2 separate regions of the Homo sapiens genome follow, and region 1 is linked to region 2. Evidence: read pairs that join two places in POLR2A ChIA-PET (ENCODE). Cell type or tissue: A673. All regions are shown on one strand. Each heading gives the region's core, and the rest is flanking DNA. Links, peaks and the distances in the headings are about the cores only.

Region 1 (9,409 bases), core at 2,330-7,329, 79 kb after region 2:
CCTGTCCCCTTTCTGACTGTGCCTCCTTCAGTGCTGCCCCCCAGCCTTGCCCACTCTGCTCCAGCCACTCTGTTCTGCCCGCTCCTGGAACCTACCAAGCGCCATCCCCTTTGCACCTGCTGTTCCCTCTGCCTGGCGTGCTCTTCCCCCGTGTATGTGTCTATAGAGTTTGTCACCTCCCTGTGAGGCCTTCAATAAATATTGAATAAATGAATGAACAAGCAAACTGAAGGCTTTACCCTGAACCCTCCCTGGCAGGCCGGGATCCCACAGTTTGCCTGTTCGTTCTTTCCCTGTGGCTGGATCCTGAACTCCGCCCACCACATCTCCCACCCCCAGGGGGTGCTGTTCACAATGTGGTCCGTGGCTAGCAGGGCAGCTCCCAACGTCAACTCTGCAGGGAGCCGTGTGAAGTCACAATATGAATACCCGGCCCTTTCTAAGGTGCCTGGCACGTAGTGGATGGCTCAGCGTATATCTCCTGAACGAAGTTTCACCTCTCACCCTGAGCCAGAATCCTGCCCACTCAGAACCCAAGACCCATGCCTGGGGCTGCCTCTGGCCAGGAAGCTCTCTCTCCTCAGCCCATCCCCAGCCTTCTCCTCCTGGCCCAGCTCCCCCTTCCCTTGCTGAGTTTCTAGCACCTCTTATGCTGTTCACACCCAGACAATTCCGAAAACACTGGATCCCCTGTGAATGGTGTGGAAATGCAACTTCCCCACGTGGAGTCGCTGGGCATGTTCCCCTTCCCTTCCCCTCGAACCCTGCACAGAGGGGGCCATTATGTCACACAAGGCCACTTCACGAGTAAGGGACAAAACAGCCCTTTTGAAACTCAAAACAAAGCTTAAGAGCCGCACCTGAGTTACTAAAGCTTCCACTCAGCCTCACCCATTCCTAGCAATAAGCTGCAGCAGCCGGATCTGCTCCCACCTCTGGGTGACGGCTGGGAACACCAGGCTGTTACCTTTCATCAAAAACACAAAGGGACAGCAAGGGACCTCAGGCATGTAATGGCGCCGAGGAGTAGCCATAACATGTTATTACAGAATTAGTTCTTTCGAAACTGCGTGCCAACTGATTATTAATAAACTGCAAAAATGAGTTAAGGGCGGAATAATTGGGGCTGAATGCCTACCAATCCTGCACATGTTAACCAAGACATATGAGGTTCAACTAGAAGCCAATTGAACAGTTACTTATTGTTAACTACTATGTGCCAAGATGTCGGTGCGTCGAGATCTTTAAGACTTGCTGGAGGCCCCACTGCCAGAGGTGTGTAATCTAAATGGGGAAAGGAAAGGAAAACATGCCCTTTCATTCAATAGTTTTTAAAACAGTACAGTGTACTAGGAAAGGCTGAGGTAAAACATCTGCTTCAATAGGGAGGCAGAGAAAAGGGGATATAGAGGCCCTGGGGAGATTTCTTGAAGGAGACAGAAAACTGGAGATCTGCAAAGAGAAGAAACAGGAGGAAGCAACACATCCCGTGTGGAAGGGGAGAAAGTGGGTGCTGTGAGCAGGAGTGACAAAGTCTTCAGGAAGACTGAGCCTGGGGACAAGGCTGGCCTCAACATTTGCCTTCTATACAGGGTGTGCACAAACCTCAATGCCAAGCCCCATTCAAGGAAAAGGAGGAAGGCTGCAGATGGACCTCACTGACTCTCCCTACAGCAGAAGCGGGCACAGCCGGGTGCAGCGTCTAGGTCAGGAGAGGTGGTGTTTGCATTCATGCTGTCATAACGGCTGTGGTCAGGCTTGGATGAGGACGTCAAGCTGACAAAACCTCAAGGTGATGGAGGACCATTCCTTCCATTATTTGAGCCATCCCAGAAAGAAGGGAGGTAATTCTTAAGCGCGACATGTTCACAAATGGAAAAGTGTGGATTTGGCCTGGATGTTGGCATTTTACTTGGGCCGGGGCTTTATGTGACGTGGGTTCTATGTTGGCAGCCCAGAGGCAGCCAAGTGACCCAGGGAAGCCAGCAACCATAGGGTTTCCAGCCTCATGGTATCAATGGAAGAATTATGAGATCACAAATGTCAGAGCCCCTGGGGCCTTGTAGGTAAATGCTTGGTTTGATTTTAAGTGATCCAGATAATAGAAGAAGTTCTCACTGGCTTCTTTAAGATGGTCCCTTAGACTTACAGATGTTTTTAGGTTCTCATGATTCAAAAATCTATTCTTGCCCCCCCGCACCACCGCCCCCCTCCGCCCAAAAAAAAAGCAAGCAAGCAAAGAGAAACCTGAAAGGAATATTTACCAAAAAGCAAACTATTCCTGGACTCACGGAGTTATCCAGGTCCTAAGGAAATACAAATAGAGTCCAACAGACAGTTTAGTTAAAATACTAAAAATAAACAGTGGCTGTATTTAATTTCTTTTTTTAAGTTTCTAAGGAAGTCAATAAAATAAAAATATATCTGGGGCCTGAATTATCATGCATGAACAAGGACTGCTTGAAAGTGTACCCAGGTTGGGCCCGATGGCTCATGCCTATAATCCCAGCACTTTAGGAGGCCAAGGTGGGCAGATCACCTGAGGTCAGGAGTTCGAGACCAACCTGACCAACATGGTGAAACCCTGTCTCTACTAAAAATATAAAATTAGCTGGGCATGGTGGCGGGCACCTGTAATCCTAGCTGTCAGGAGGCTAAGGCAGGAGAATCGCTTGAACCCGGGAGGCAGAGGTTGCAGTGAGCCAAGATGGTGCCATTGCATTCACCTAAGCAACAAGAGTGAAACTCCATCTCAAAAAAAAAAAAAAAAAAAAAAAAAAAACAAAAACAAAGTGCATCCAGTCCTCTGGATCAAAGAGTGCAAAGAGGCTCTTCCCTGCTGTTCCCCTGCTCCCATCCTCTAGACTCAATGAGTCAGTCAACAAACTTCTACTGTGCACCACCATGTAGAAGGCACTGAGGACAGGGCATTTCAAGAGTCAAATGAGGAAAATACTCGTGTGCCAACTTCTGTTCCCACACTGAGAAAGAAAGAGAGCAAAAACTGCTGAGCTCCAAAAGACATGCTGTGTAAAAAATGTTGAAAAGGAAGACAAACCCTTTAAAAGGGTGACCTTGGGCGGGCCCTTCCCAATTGAGTTAAATGTCACTAACTCTGAGAACTTGTACTTTCTGATTTCCTGATTTTGCAGAATCTAAAGCTAGCATAATGAATTTAAACCCTCCAGCTTCCTTCCTTTCTCCATTTCCTTAAAAACAAAAACAAAAGGCACAGATTTAATATTTCCATTAAAATAAAACTTAACAAAAAGCATCACATACTTTTACTATTACCATAGTTTAGGAAAGAAACACATTTTTCTCTCTTTTGGCTGCAAGACTATTTTTTCAAATTTCAGCAGGCACAAAATTCTGCCCCTTGGTGACTTAATCTGTAAGTACAAGCACTATTTCAGGCAACTGATTTTTTTTTTTTTTTTTTTGAGGCAAGAGTCTTGCTCTGTTGCCCAGGCTGGAGTGCACTGGTGTGATCTTGGCTCACTGCAACCTCTGCCGCCTGGGTTCAAGCGATTCTCCTGCCTCAGAGTAGCTGGGATTACAGGCACTCGCCACCATGTCCAGCTAATTTTTTTTTTTTTTTTGTATTTTTAGTAGAGATGGGGTTTGGCCATGTTGGCCAGCCTGGTCTTAAACTCCTGACCTCAGGCGATCCACCCACCTTGGCCTCCCAAAGTGCTGGGATTACAGGTGTGAGCCACCATGCCCAGCCAATGGTTTTATCATCTGTGTGTTTCTCAGTTATCTCCTTCACCTCTAACACGGGAACTGTTAGAAACAGGAGGGAAGTTCCCATATCAGCCCTTTGACTCCTCTCCGGTTTGCCATCCACACCCTCTGCGATGACAGCCTGAGGTTTAAAACATCCTTCATCTCCACAGCAGTCCCCCGGCTTCCTCTGTGTTCACAACAGCCTTGTGAGAGAGGGAGGTGCAGGGACATAATCATCTCCATTGTGCAGAGGAGGAAAGGGAGGCTCCCAGAGCTGCTCTGTGCAACGTGGTCCATGCAGTGCAGTGGCCACTTGCCACATGTGGCTATGGAGCCCTGGAAATGGCATGCAGGCCACAGGAAACACACACGGAACACTCAGTACGAGAAAAGAACATCCAACGTCTCAGTAATCAGTCTTTAAATTGATTACATGTTGAAATGCTAATACTGTTGATGAATTGGGTTACATAAGATATACTATTAAAATTAATTTACTTGCTTCCTTTTCATTCTTGTTTTTTTTTTGTTTTTTTTTTTTTTTTTAGATGGAGTCTCGCTCTGTTGCCCAGGCTGGAGTGCAGTGGCGCGATCTTGGCTCATTGCAACCTCTGCCTCCCAGGTTCAAGTGATTCTCCTGCCTCATCCTCCCCAGTGGGTGGGATTAACAGGTGCGTGCCACCATGCCCGGCTAAATTTTTTGTATTTTTAGTAGAGATGGGGTTTCATCATGTTGGTCAAGCTGGTCTCGAACTCCTGACCTCAAGTGATCTGCCTGTCTCAGCCTCCCAAGGTGCCTGGATTACAGGCATGAGCCACTGCGCCCGATCTTCATTCTCTTTTAATGTGGCTACATGAAAATTTAAAATTACTGCTTCAGCTTATATTTCATTTTTATTGGACAGTACCACCCTGGAGAGATTGGTGCAAAGTCATCCAGCAGGCCAGGGACAGACCTGGGCCAAATCCACTGCTCCCACTGCGTTTGGGGGCATGGCATCTTCCAGGGCATGATGGGTTGGGAAGAGTTTGCACATAGAGGAGAAACAGTCCACACTGTGATGAGTTTGCACATAGAGGAGAAACAGTCCACACTGTGCCCAGCATGAGGGGGAGGGATGCTGCCTGGGGTCTGTGTCCGTGGCAGGGCAGGGAGGGGTCTGGAGGGCAGGGAGCAACCCTCACAGCAGCAGAGAAGCAGGGCAAAGGACCACAGGGAAGGCCTCCGACTGCATAGGAAGGAGCATACAGGGACTGCAGGGGGAGCCTCAGCCTGGCGGGCTGGTCCAGTGAGGGAAGTGGGGTATATACATCTCCAAAACAGGGACCCAACTCTTAACCCTTCCTTCCATCTCTTTTCTACACAGTTAAATTCTACACAGTTAAGGAATTACGTTAAATTTTATATCAGATTTAGTCATACCCCTGGACCCCTGTTTAAAATGCTCCAATACCAGTTTGGCCAACATGATGAAACTCCATCTCTACTAAAAATACAAAAATTAGTCGGTGTGGTGGTGGATCACGCCTGTAGTCCCAGCTACTTGGAAGGCTCAGGCAGAAGAACTGCTTGACCTCGGGAGGCGGAGTCAGCAGTGAGTGGAAATTGCGCCACGACACTCCAGTCTGGGCGACAGAGTAAGACCCTGTCTCAAGAAAAATAAATAAATAAATAAATAAATAAATAAATAAATAAATAAATAAATAAATAAAATGCTCCAAAAGATTGTTCCCTGTCCATCCAACCTAAAGTAGCCCCTCAGATACTACCCCACTGTGCTGCGCAGTCCTCTGTATGGTGTATCATTACTGTCTGGGTGTTTCCATCTGTTCACTCTCTGTTTCCCCCCAGCAGAATGTGATATCCATGAGGGCATAGACTTTGCCTGTGTGGTTTTCTGCCCCATCCTCAGCTCCTAGGACAGTGACTGGAGGCAGAAGGCAATCCATAAGGAAGCGTTGAAGGAAGAATCAATGAAGGAATCACGGCCCCGGCTGTGCGGGATGACTCAGTTCCTACCACGGGTGCCATGTGCCGGATAAGATGCTGCTCTGAATCCCCCCAAAAGAGTAGTCATCTTCCTTGCAGATAAGGCAGCTGAAGGCTCCGTGTCTCTGTTTGCTTGTGCCCTTCCCCCAGTACCTGGAGAACGGCCTTCCCTGCCCCAGCTGAAGCTCCTAAGCCCGCCTCCCGCTGCCTGCCCTGACTTCGGGGCTCCTCCCCTTCCTCCAAAACCCTTCACAGGACACAAAGTGCCGAAGCCTGGAGTCGTCTGTGTGCTGGCCTTTCTTCCCCATGCACTTATGGACTGTTAGTGAATAGTGCCTATGTCTTACACAACTGAATCTCCACCTCCCTCGCTCGCTGCCACTGCGCCAGGGCTGCTCTGGGTATACAGCAGGAACCTAATAATCATCTGCTTCAACTGAGCCAGGCAGGGAGAGCCTTTCCTCCCACTGACCCTGGCGGCCCAGGGCGGAAGCCTCCTTCGCCTGGAATGCCACCACCTGTTGGGTCCTGCCCGCATCACCTTCCCCCTGCGTCACTTTCCTCTTTGTCCGCTCACACTTTGCTTGCATGCCTCCCGCTTCTGCGGAGGCATGTCCTCCATATGTGAAGAGCCAGGGAGCCCGCGAACCCCGCTTTAGGCCTCCTGTTCTTACCCTCTCCTCCCTGACCCTGCCTGATTTGGCAGCCCCCCACCAGCCCCCTCCCTCCTTCTTCATGCCCCTCCTCCCTCCCCCATTATCCTTAGCTTTGCAACCCACCCCCCAACCCCACTGTTTACACAGCTGCAGAATGAAGAGATGCTCTCTTCTCCACTCTCCAAGCCCAGGGTTAATATATGTGTATTTCTGGCTCCCCACAACTTGGGGCAGAGGGAACACTGCCCCCAACCCAATCTCCTGTAAATAGTTGGTACATGGATAGTGACATTTTCTGAGGATGGAAAAGCATGTTGAACCACTTAGAGTGAGTGATCCTGTGGATGCCTGTGCAGGTTGTACATAGCCTTCCTGTAGCCCAGGAAAGGAGCAGCTGCTCCACACTGTGGAAGCCCCAGACAGCAAGCGACAGGCTGAGAGGGGGCTGCACTGCAGACCTCGGAGTCACCAGGGCTCCAATCAGGGGCCACAGTTATAACAAGGATCCAGTGAAGGATCCTTGTTATAACTGTGAGCTGTGATTGCACCACTGCATCCTTCTCAGTCCAAAGCTTGGCCAAGTGTGTGGGCAAGTTGCTGGAAATTTTAAAAAACACAACAAACCACTAGACAAACTGTCCAGGAGTTCTAACAAATACCTTAGAACTATAACAAAAGGCTTGAAGGTATTTTGGGCCTCTCCAGTCCTAAGACGTGCTCCAAATGATCACCACCTCCTGGACCATACTTCAGGGCAGATGGGAAAACCCAACCAGAAAGGTCTAAAAAGCACCTCTCCTGAGCCTATGGTGGTATCTCAGCATCCTATTTCAGACTAATGCAGGTTATCTGAGATCAGAGTTCCAAGAAAAGAGCTTACGACAGTGACCTGGGGTCTGAGGGATGCAAAGAGCTGATGCCCTCGCCCCGTGGTGGTAGACAGGTTTAGGGAACAAAGCATTTGGAAATCTCAGTCACTGCAAATGACCCTGCAGTCCCTCCTTCTCTCCTCCTGGTTCCTATTACTCGGCAATTCCTAGAAAGCCATGAGACTTTTGACGCTCCTCTAAAATGAAATTGTTACTTTGCATTCTGACTTTCTCCCAGGAGCTCAGACTTGGGACTCTGTTTACCTCTTATGTTGCCCCTGCCCCCAACACAGCCCCCAGAGCATGATACATGGGTAGATACATATAACTGATCCCCGGCAAGGCTCTCTTTCCAAGAAATTACCTGACTTACCTTATGGGATGCCTCCCAGCCAGAAATCTGACAAGCCCAGCACCTGTCTCTCACCTTTCTCTTGAAAATTCATTCTTACATTCTGGGGCTCCAGGGACACACCAGGGGGTTCACACAATTGCATCCAGAGGCCTCCAGCTGCAAACATAGAAGGAAAGCCCCTGGATCTGACCCACACCAGAGGCCTCTCTGCAGACAAACGGGGGAAGTATGGACCTGATTTTGCCTGTGATGTCTCCTGGAGTCCAGGACAACCATGGTGACCCAGGTCATCTCAAAGCAAAGAACAGAGTCCAGAAAAATCTGCCTGTATGGACAGAGTGCCATAGGGTCTGAAATACTCACTGATACAGACCGGGCTTGAGTGAATAACTCACTTCAGGGTTGTTAAAGCCATCTTGGCATGAGTCTCAAGGTTGGGTTTTTTTTGGGGGGGGGATGGCGTGGTTTGAGACAAGGTCTTGCTCTGTCACCCAGGCTGGGGTGCAGCAGTGCAATCACAGCTCACTGCAGCCTTGACCTCCAGGGCTCAGGCAATCCTCTCACCTCAGCTCCCCAAGTAGCTGAGGGCATGCCACCATGCCTGGCTAATTTTTTGATTTTTTTTGTAGAGGCGAGGTCTCACTATATTGCTTAGCTGGTCTTGAACTCCTGGGCTCAAGCGATCCTCTTGCCTCCGCCTCTCAAAGTGCTGGGATTACAATCATGAGCCACAGTACCCAGCCTGGTGGGTTTTTATTTCTGGTAGAGACAGACTTTCCCTATGTTACCTAGGCTGATCTTGAATGCCTGGGCTCAAGCAGTGCTCCCACCTTGGCCTCCCAAAGTGTTGGGATTACAGGCATGAGCCACACCGCACCTGGCCCCTTATAAGGTGTAGCCAAGTTTTTATTTATGTCATTGCTAAAAAGGTACCTGTTTTGCCCTTGCCCTTAAGATCCTAATGCCTTGGCTAGTGGAGAGCGTCACAGGTATAACACATTGGCTGCCTCTTCCTAGTTGAGCTCCGCGAGGCTTCTGGGCTGCAGGTAGGGATTAGCTCCATGGTACAGATGAGGAAATGTGCCCATGGTCACACCACAAGGGAGCCAGCCCTGAGCCTAGGGGGTGGGGCTCCCAGCACGGGGCCTTCCTCTTTTCCACACTGCCCCTTAGGAACCACATTCCCAGCATCCCCAGAGGGTGGTGATAAACCAACCCTGCTCACTCCACTGCATCCTAGATTGTAGGATAAAGAAATGGCTTCGGGGAGACAGGGTAGGGACAGACAAAGTCCATAATGAAGCCAAACTCACATCCAAGTGCTTTGGATTAATATGAGCGTGTTATTTGTACTTAGTGGGGACCCAGGCCTAAACTAAGGGAAAATGAAAACAATTCTGACAGCCATTTCCTTGCTTTCTTTCTCCACCCAAGAGGTACCAGTGGTTAACAGTATGGTGGCAACAAGTGGGTCAGAGGTCAGCCCCTCAGTAAGCTCTGGTTTCCATGGAGATGAGGCCTATTCATCCAGCACACAGAGCCTCTTCACAGCCACTTACACACAATTGAGCTATTACTGGGAGCCCAGGAGAGCCCTGTCTGGAGCACAGTGCGCTAGACAGGGCAGGGTTTAATGGAGCTGATTAAATGGTAGTTGGGGAATTATCCAGAGCAGGATTTGAGAACACCCTTCAGAAACAAGTTAAATCCCCAAACCTCGGCCCATCCCCAGCAACCCTCTCCTGCAGAGCCTCTGCAATCCAAGCCACCCTTTCACCTTCAATGATGCCAACATCTGCACACTCAAGCT
Region 2 (9,409 bases), core at 1,603-6,602:
ATTTTAATTAATTGCTGTTTCTGTGGTGGTGGGTCAGTATGTCTTAATTCTGAATGTTTTCCCTGCACCTCCTAAAAGATCTTTTTTCCCCTAAGTCCTAACAGAATGGTATATTCCTCTGGAAAAAGATGAACGTCACCAATGGATTGTGCTGCTCTCGTTTCAGCTTTGATTTTTTTGTCCTTGAGAACCTTGTCCTCCCTGCTGATTTGTTTCTAAATCAAAAGAAATGAAGAAAAAAGTACTGTGACCTGAGAGACACCCTCCTCTAGAATTTAGTGGCGGGTCTGGGCTGGCAGAGGTAGGGGGCTGCTTTGGGCTTTGCACCTGCACTTTGGTGACATTGTTCTTCTGTGTTCCCTTTATTTATGCTGGTGGCTTCCATCCGTTCCTCCTCTGAGGGTGAGTGGAGGGGTATATGGAAACACGGCTATGACCAAAGGGAGATCCCAGCCTGGGCAGGCTGCGCTGCTGACCACCCTCCCTGGGGCCCGGGCTCTGTAGGAAAGTTGGTCCTTGACTGTGGCATTGCACTCTGCACTGTTTCTCTCTGCAGACCTAGGGGAAAACTGCAGGTGGAAGTGCTTTTCTACTAAGGCCTCTTACTTTGGGGGGGATGTGCCCTACAGAAGACATAGAAGATGGGGAAATGCCAATGGGCAAAGAGCTACTTTGAATACATAATTCTCTTCAAAGACTTCAGCAGCAAACCAAAACAGCAGGTTAAAAAAAAAGATGCTTTTTTGGGTGCAAGTCTAACCTGTCTAGCATGAGATCTTCTTGATTTTCTGATTATTTTATGTAGCTTGAGACAAAGTGAATCAACTTCCACTTAGTTGTACCGAGCATAAAACAGAACTTGGGCTTCCTGGCAGTGAGGCCACTGTCCCATCACAGATTTTTAAAATAAATATGATTTGAAGTAGTGTGATCTTTCACACAATCATACTCAGTAGGAACTTTTTGAAATAGGGCAAGTTTATGTTTCATGCGAGAAAACATGAAGGAGGGTTTTGGTTTTGGTCTGCAGTTTTTCCAAAGGGCTTTTATGAGATACATTTCCCACAAAGTCCATTTTGCCTTTGTTGCCTAAAACAGACAAAATAGACTTAGATTTATTAATAGAAACTATACTCTCTGCCAATTTTACCTCAGTGTATTTAATGGTCCTTTAATCTGATATAAGATGCCAAGGGTATTTGATAAAAATTCTTCTTCCATGCCATGTCAGGAGTTAATACAAATGAAGAAATTCCGTGGGTTCCCCTGGGATAAGTGAGGGTAGTGTCTTGGACAACACTATTGTTTGAAGGTTTATCTTTTCTAATCATGCTCTACCGCATTGTAGAGAGCCTAAAGAGAGTTGTTTCTGAGCTGATCTCAGGGAAATACAAATAACTTGGGAGATGAGGGAAATAAGATGAATTCTGTGCTGTCAAGGCAGTAAGTCTGAAGAAAGGACCATGCTTCTTATATTATCTTCCACCTTGCTTAAAACAGCCCATAGCTTTGAGTTGACATTTTCATTCTTGGCGGATAGCCTACTTTATGAAGGTAAGGAATGAACTCCTACCCTTCTTGGGTCATTCTCTGTACTGATGCGTTAGTCTTATAATACTTTGCACCAACCTGAGGAATCTTCTAGGCTTCTCTAGCATCCCCTAAGACTGTGGCTATTTCACGTCTCTCTCCCTGCCTGCCTTCCTTTTCCCTTCCTTTCCCCTCCTCATGTTTTCTGGTTGTGCCCATCTGTACCAGCTCCTTTCCATCCACCTTCGTATGCACCCAGATTTTTCTGTTCCCATCTGTCCTATTTGTTATTCATCCCGCTGCTCAACTTCTCCAGTATGTTGCTTCCCTTAAGTTGCCATTCATTCTCTTCATGACTTTTACTAACTCACTTCGGTCTCTGTCTGTCAACTAAACTTTTCTAAAGGTTACCAGTTATCCAATCACCAAATCCATGGCTTTTTCTCAAAGCTTAGTCTTGTCCTTGGCAGAACTGGACACTATTGACCATCCAAATGGAAATTCCCCTTTCTTGGTGTCTCTGACAAATGGTCCTTTGCCTTATCTTGTGCTGGTGGTGAAGAGGCCCTCAAAGCCAGGCCTCTCTATTCCTTTGACTGTCTCCTCAGCCATTAACCCATTCTTCATCCTCGGAGTGAGTGATTCCCAAGTCTTTGTCTTGGCTTAATCCCTAAAGAACCCAGTTCTGCTGGTATCGAATAGTTCAGCTTGGTTGTCATTGAAAGGAATTTCTCTCTTCTGTCCATCAGCCTGTCCCTCCCAACTGTCTAGGACAGTCTTCGGTCACCTAAATTCCTAACTGCAGACTTTTGCCCTTTTTCTCTCTCATCACCAAAGTCCCATCCATTTTTTTTTAATAAAAGATCCTCAGCTACAGTCTTTCCATTTTCCTTGCTTCTCTTATTGCACACCCCCAGCCCATTTTGCTTCTCTCTTGGATTTTGTTTTTTCAGATCCACATTTATTGGGTTTCCTGTCCAGCTTCTTGGAAAGGAGCTCACTCTTGGAAAGACTGATCTTTCCAAAATATTTTCCCTGGTCTGAAGCTTTGGTGTGAACTTCTCAAGGCTTAGAGAATCCAGTTACAGACCTTTTGGGGTTCAGGATGCTATAGATTGACACCCTCCTGCCTGTTTTTCTCTGCATCCCAACCTGGCCAAGGCCCCTCCTGTGGGGTGCCCATCTGTGCCTTTATTCCGGCTGTGCCCTCGACTTTCCAGCTTCCCATGTTTCTTTGGTTAGGTTTCTCTCCCTTCCTTCTTTCTCCTTCCCCAATCCGCCTGTTTCGTCAGGGCCCAGTTTGTTTCCTCATACACCTTCCTCACTACCCCACCCCACATGGTTGACTCTTTCCCTCAGCTCCACCAGCTCTTCATCATGCCACTCATTTCAGAACTTGAGCAAAACAGGGCAGTCAGGATCTGATGTCTTTCTGGTCTCCCTAAGAAAACTAAGCTCTTGAGGGACAGCCCTTGGCAATGCTTTCCTATCTGCTGATCATGGTGACCTTCCTTAGGACTTCCAGAGTTCAGTTCCTTCTGGCAGAGAGGTTTTCTTTCTCCATGCCATATGGATGTGACTCAAATGAGGGGTCCCACAGCTTTTCCTGGCTACCACTTGCTGTGACCTTATACATGTTGGGGTTTGCTCTTAAAGAGGAGAGCAGGAAGAAAGGTTGGTTTCAGAAACCAAGAGGGTCGGCAGTGGACGCGTACATTTTGTCACGGAGTCCACAGAGCTGAGCTTTTGAGCAGACTCTGAGAAGTATCATTGCTTGTGTTGAAAGAATACAACAGGATTTAAGTTTCTCTTTAGAAATTGCACTGAAGAAAGGCCGGGCGCGGTGGCTCCCCCTGTAATCCCAGCGCTTTGGGAGGCCGAGGCGGGGGGATCACGAGGTCAAGAGATCGAGACCATCCTGGCCAACATGGTGAAACCCCGTCTCTAATAAAAATACAAAAATTAGCCGGGCATGGTGACGTGCACCTGTAGTCCCAGCTACTAGATAGGCTGAGGCAGGAGAATTGCTTGAATCCGGGAGGCGGAGGTTGCAGTGAGCCGAGATCGTGCCACTGAACTCCAACCTGCCAATAGAGCGAGACTCCGTCTCAAAAAAAAAAAAAAAAAAGAAAGAAATAGCATTGAAGAAAATACCGCACATCAGAGGAAAGCTTATTTTCTGCATGGTGTCTTTTCAAAGATAGAATATTTGAAGCATGTTTTCTAGCGATTGTGTGGATGAGGGTGAGCTGGCTGAGGCATCGCTCAAGCTGGGGGGTGGTGTGTAAGAAGCACGTGGAGCCACAAGAGGCACCTCCTATAGTCAGCTAAGGGCTTCCCTTTCTGCGCCCAGCTTTTGGGTGAAGGGTGATTTCTATTAGACACATCTGTGCTTCAGTCATAGATGTTAATAGAGGAAGCAGTTTTCCTGCTGCAGATTCCTGAATAGAGTTGCTGAAAGAGTCTACTTCTGGACTCAGGGGAAGTTGAAGGCCAGTCTGTGTAGAAAGGCTGAGGCAACGGGGAAAGACCTGACAGCTAGTTACATACGCTCTGACATAGTACTCCCATGATGGCTTCCAGTGACACATGTGCTGATAGAATTCTAAACCTCTGGAATTTCCCTGCTGGCGACTTCTATGGCCGTTGACTGTACAGGGTAACCTGATGCCAGATGCTATGGGCGTGATGAGAACTAGAGCATTGCAGCATGGAGGAAACTGTGAGGCACCAGATCCTGTGCTTCTGCAGGCCATTTTCTGAAAACCCCTGTTAGGAAGGTTGGATTTGGCGTGACTTGCTTGAGCAAGAGTCCTGGGGAGAGATTTTGAGGTTTAATTTAACGGTATATCCAGAGCTAACAGTGACTCAACTCGTCTAGTTCTGCAAGTCAGATGTACACTTAGAGTCTCTCTGTGAAGGGTTTGGGTCTGAGCTGTATAGTATGTCAAACTGCCAGTAAGCCAGCCCCTCACCCTCTGATAGATATTCCTTTAATGCACCAGACTTCATGTTTGATAAATGATTAATGGTTGAAATTGTTTCTCTTCTTTTGTGTTTTCCCAGTTAATAGATGGTCACTGTTTCCACAATGTTTTATACTTTCAGCTTTTTGTAACTTAACTATAATTACTTAATTTTATTTTTTTAAAGCTTGTTGTGGTCTAATGAGAAGTATTTTTCAGTGCATAATGTTTTTCTGAGCTTCTGTAAATGCCATCCCAATGTGGTTTGGTTTTGTTGAACAGAAACCAAAATAAATTTCAAAATGTTAAAGCAATGGATTTAATACATTTATTTATTTATTTATTTTATTTTATTTTTGAGACAGAGTCTTGCTCTGTCACCAGGCTGGAGTGCAGTGGTATGATCTTGGCTCACTGCAACCTCCGCCTCCCAGGTTCAAGCGATTCTCCTGCCTCAGCCTCCCGAGTAGCTGGGACTACAGGTGCGTGCCACCACGCCCAGCTAATTTTTGCATTTTTAGTGGAGACGGGGTTTCACCATGTTGGCCAGGATGGTCTCAATCTCTTCTTCGTGATCCGCCCACTTTGGCCTCCCAAAGTGCTGGGATTACAGGTGTAAGCCACCACGCTCGGCCAATAAATTTATTAATATTATATTAAGATGAACTCCAATAAGACCTTTGGCATGTCAGTTTAACATAAGTGAAAGGTCCTTTTTATGCCTTTTGAGCCTTCCTTCACCTTCCATCCAACACACACATGTACCAGTAAATTGCAGATGCCATTTCTGGGCTTTGCACACTTTCTCTGGCTTTCCATGTTCTGCTCCTGACCAACTCTCTTGCCACCTGACTCCTCCCAGCCTGGCTGCCTGCTTTCAGTAGCTGGGCCATTGCTGGGAACACTCTGTTGCCTCCCTGTGCTGTCCTCTGCTGTGCCATTGTGTGGAATGCCCTGCAGCCTGCCTCAACACAATGAAGTAATCTTACCAGTCGATGCCCTGACTCCTGACGTCACCCTTCCCTGCCCTGTGTCACCTTTCCCTGCATATTTGGAGGATAAGGCTTGATTGAGGCTCGGGTACCGAGCTCCCTGAAGGTGCCTTGATGCTGGCACATCGAGAACCAGATGCCACCCCGATGATAAGGAAGACAGACCCGGGACTTCCATATGAATTGGGTATGATCGTCTGACATGCACCCTACTAACTGATGGATCCTGCTGTTACCCCAAAGCTCCAGAACCACACTGGCCAGACACAGGCATTTCCTGTCCCCTGAAGAGCCACTGAACCCAGCACAAAAGAGATCTAGAGCTCTCCAAACCTATGGAATGGCAACCAAAACCATGCCCAGGTTTTGAGTTAAGCCTCATTAGTCTCCCTTTTCCCTTGACAGTGTAGAACTGTGCAGCGTAGCACTAAGTGAATGAGAGCAGAAGCCTCAGGACAGAACTGAACCCACCAGCTTGAGCTGACAACACTGCCAGGGGTTCTGTCCACAGATGGAATATTCGCTTTGATCACTGAGTTAGGAGGCATGGGTGAGGGATGCAGAGCGCCGCTCGTCATGAGACATCAAGCTATCCAAGTCAATATCCTATTAGTAGGGATGGCATATTATAGAAGGTGGAAAGATCTCACCTGCCCCAGCTGGAAACAGTGATTCCATTGCCCCAGATTCGGAATTGTGATTTAAACTAGGCCTCTCTTCAGGCATCAGAACCAAATAAGAGTGGTTTATATGTGCAAGGAACTAATGCCCCAGCTATTGGGCAAATTCCTCTGACTCCTCCCTGATGGAACTAATTCTTCTGTGCCCAGATCCTAGAGACAAGATCCTTAAGGTCTGAGTACAAGTTCCACTTCAGGATGGCGCTGCTGCACAGCAGGGCACCTTGCAGGGCCCCTACCAGTCCACAGGTGAAGATACCCTGGCCTAGGAGGCAAGAGCAGAGGCCCCTGAGTGTGCACCCAGGCAGGCCCAGGGGAGGGTGGGGCCTTGGTGCTCTTCCCTCCACATGAGGGCCACCCAGAGCTGGCTCCAATCAGACAGGGGCCACAGCCTGCCCAGGCAGCCCTGCTCAGGGGATGGGAGGCTGCAGGGGACAGCAGGGCCTGAGGGCAGGAACAGAGGACGTTGGGCGACAGGGGCCCAGGGTCTCAGGTCCTGACAACATGGGGCAGTGAGTATACCTGTCAGAGGTTGGTGATGGGGCTCTGGGCCTTCAAGGCCATCACACGAGGGTGCAGGCGGCCCAGGTCATGGTCAGCCCTGTAGCAGACACCTCGGGGAGCAGCCAGAACTGGTTGGTGAGTGGGGATCCTGCAGTCACACTCTCCACCTGAGGGCAGAAAGGGTGGGGCAGGCATGTGAGATCCTGGCTCCCCTCCCTCTTCCACTCTTTCCCATTCACTGACTCCGGGGTTGGGTGCCCTGTCCTTCCCTGGGGCTCATGTCTTGGGGCCCAATTCCCCTGTCTCAAGGAAAGGGCAGAAATAGCACCATGAGGTCCGTCACCACCCCAAATACTTTACCCCCTACCTTCCCCTCCAGCTGTGGGAACAGTTTCAGGACCACTGACATAGAGGCTTCCACAAAGAAGTTTTTGAAGGTCTCATAGTCACTGCCCTACTTTCCCTTCAGTTCCACCTGCCACTCCTCAAACCACTCGTAGGTGCTGGGTATGAGCATGATCATGGTGGACCGGCCTGGGGATCAGAGCTGATATTACTACTGCCCGGCCCCTCCCTCCACCCCCTCACCCAGGACGTGCAGCCCCCCGTGGGAATCGGTCCTCCCAGGTCGGATCCTTGGCTGATGGGAAAGCGAAGAAGAGAAGAGGGATGTGTTCCGCAGCCTCTTCCCTGGGCATGGAGATGTAGCGCTCCATCCTGCGTGTGACAAGAGTGTGGTGCGATCTCCAGGCTTTTGTCCTCAAAACCCCAGAACCACTGCAAGGACTGCTCGTCCCTAGGGACTCCCCACAGGGGTGAAGCTGAGCCACAGCCTTGGTGTGACAAACTTCCAGGTGCAAATTGGAAATTGCCTACTTCCTCCCATTCCATAACTTCTGCTCGTTCTCTGAGTCAAGCAGGGAGGCACGGGCCACACACACACGTGCACCTTACGCCTGGTCCATGTCCGTGTCATAGTAAACATAGTAGTTGGTGGACGGCAGATGCAGGTCCTCCTTGGTGCCTCGCAGGCAGATGAAAACAGAGGTCATGCCTAAGCCGGGCTGAACTGTCCCCAGCTGCTGCTTCACACCTGCAAAGGGGAGTGGTTGGTGCCTTTGTGGACCATGGCCGGAGACAGCCACTCCCTGCTCCCAGGAGAGCCTCAGGGTGACCGCTCGCTGTGTCCTGAGCCTTATCTTCAGTTGCCAGCTTTGTGCCCAGGCCACTTTTACAGCTGTTTCAACTTGATGTTGGCAGGGGCCTGCTCTTCTGTGTCCTCCTGCCTGGGAAGGACACTGCCCCAGGTTCCTATTCTTCCACCTCCCCTGCCTCTGCTCCAAGCCCCTTCAGAGGCAGGTAAAGCCCAGCCCTGGTCCTCAGCCCCCATGAGCTGGCTCAGCACCTGCAGGAAGGTCAAGCTTACTGCCTCCCATCTTCCCCTTCGTGTCTTGAAGTGTGGAGCACATGACTGGGTTCCCCCCATGAAGACCACACATGAACAGCAGCTCATTACCAGCCTGATTTCAGGATGAACTTTTATGCAGTCACGGAGTGAGTGAACATGCATGATTCTTAGTGTGACATCAGAACACAAGGCCTCCAGAGGGATGCCAATGCATGTGAGCAAAGGCAGGCAGCCTGACTGGTACTTGGCATCTCAGGACTCAGCTGGAGGGAGGAGGGAAGAACTACACTATGGCAGAGGCCACAGCCACTGTGGGGCACCTGATGTTCCCCAGACCTAAACAGCTGGGCTTCCCCACTCCTCAGCAGATGACCTGAGACCGGTGTTCCGGAAACTGCCCCCACAGATTCTTCTGCTGTCTTCCCATTCCCGTGCCAGAGGGATGCCGGGTCCCTGGCTCCTCTGCTTTTTCCATTTTTTAAAAAATTTATTTATTTTTAGATGGAGTCTTGCTCCGTCGCCCAGGCTGGCATGCAGTTGCGCGATCTCTGTTCACTGCAACCGCCTCCCGTGCTCAAGCGATTCTCCTGCCTCAGCCTCCCAAGTAGCTGGGATTACAGGCATGTACCACCACACCCACTAATGTTTGTATTTTCGGTAGAGATGGGGTTTCACCACGTTGGCCAGGCTATTTTCAAACTCCTGACCTCAAGTGATCTGCCTGCCTCGTCCTCCCAAAGTGCTGGGATTGAAGGCGTGAGTCACCGTGCCCGGCCTGCTTCGTTCATGTAACTAAATATTTGTGAGGCCCTCAGGTTGTGTTCAGGAGGAAGAGACACAGGAACACAGATGGAGGGCAAGAGGGACAGATGGCTCTAGCTGGGCTGCCTGGGTGAGATGCTGGGGCCTGGCCAGGACAGTGTCAGTTCCCAGAGGTCCTGGGACAGGGGAGAAGGGAGGTCAGGGTCACAGAGAGAGAGGCAGGAAGTAGCAAAGGCAGAGTCTGCCTGTGCACCAAGCCCGACCCCCCTGCTCTGCCCCTGGGCCGTCTCTACCTCACCCCCTCAGCTCCCCCGGTCTGAGAGAGGGGAGGCCGAGCAGGCTGCAGACCCAGCCACATGGGGCAGGGGAAGGAGAGGCTGGCATTGGTGGAGCCACCCACTGCACTGCCAGTCATACAAAGAAGTCTATCACACAGAATTATGTGCAGTATTTTTTTTTTTTGAGACAGAGTTTTGATCTTGTCTCTCAGGCTGGGTTGCAATGGCACAATCTCGGCTCACTGCAACCTCCACCTCCTGGCTTCAAGCGATTCTCTGGCCTCAGCCT

The links. Peaks named below come from ENCODE experiments on the same cell type or tissue, not always from the same donor. Only the 100,000 strongest peaks of a DNase experiment are listed, where the experiment ranks them.
Region 1: POLR2A ChIA-PET joins it to region 2 with 9 read pairs; 3 of 35 experiments call an interaction of 5 or more read pairs at or near these places.

The regions. Positions count from the first base shown.
Region 1 is chr2:85,234,811-85,244,219 of GRCh38, reverse strand. All of the region lies in intron 3 of TCF7L1 (transcription factor 7 like 1), which reads right to left. Among named protein-coding and RNA genes, the nearest start is that of TCF7L1-IT1, 53 kb to the right of the region's middle. RefSeq lists enhancers at 5,419-5,922, 5,923-6,428, 8,959-9,409. In A673, for the core only: a CTCF peak has its summit at 3,370; a DNase peak (open chromatin) is centred at 3,059; H3K27ac peaks cover 1,342 bases.
Region 2 is chr2:85,313,428-85,322,836 of GRCh38, reverse strand. It overlaps TGOLN2 (trans-golgi network protein 2), which reads left to right. Exons shown (of 4, transcript NM_006464.4): 4 at 96-4,810. The coding sequence ends at 101. Among named protein-coding and RNA genes, the nearest start is that of TGOLN2, 9.9 kb to the left of the region's middle. RefSeq lists an enhancer at 8,952-9,409. In A673, for the core only: no CTCF peak of the experiment used is centred there; no DNase peak of the experiment used is centred there; H3K27ac peaks cover 306 bases.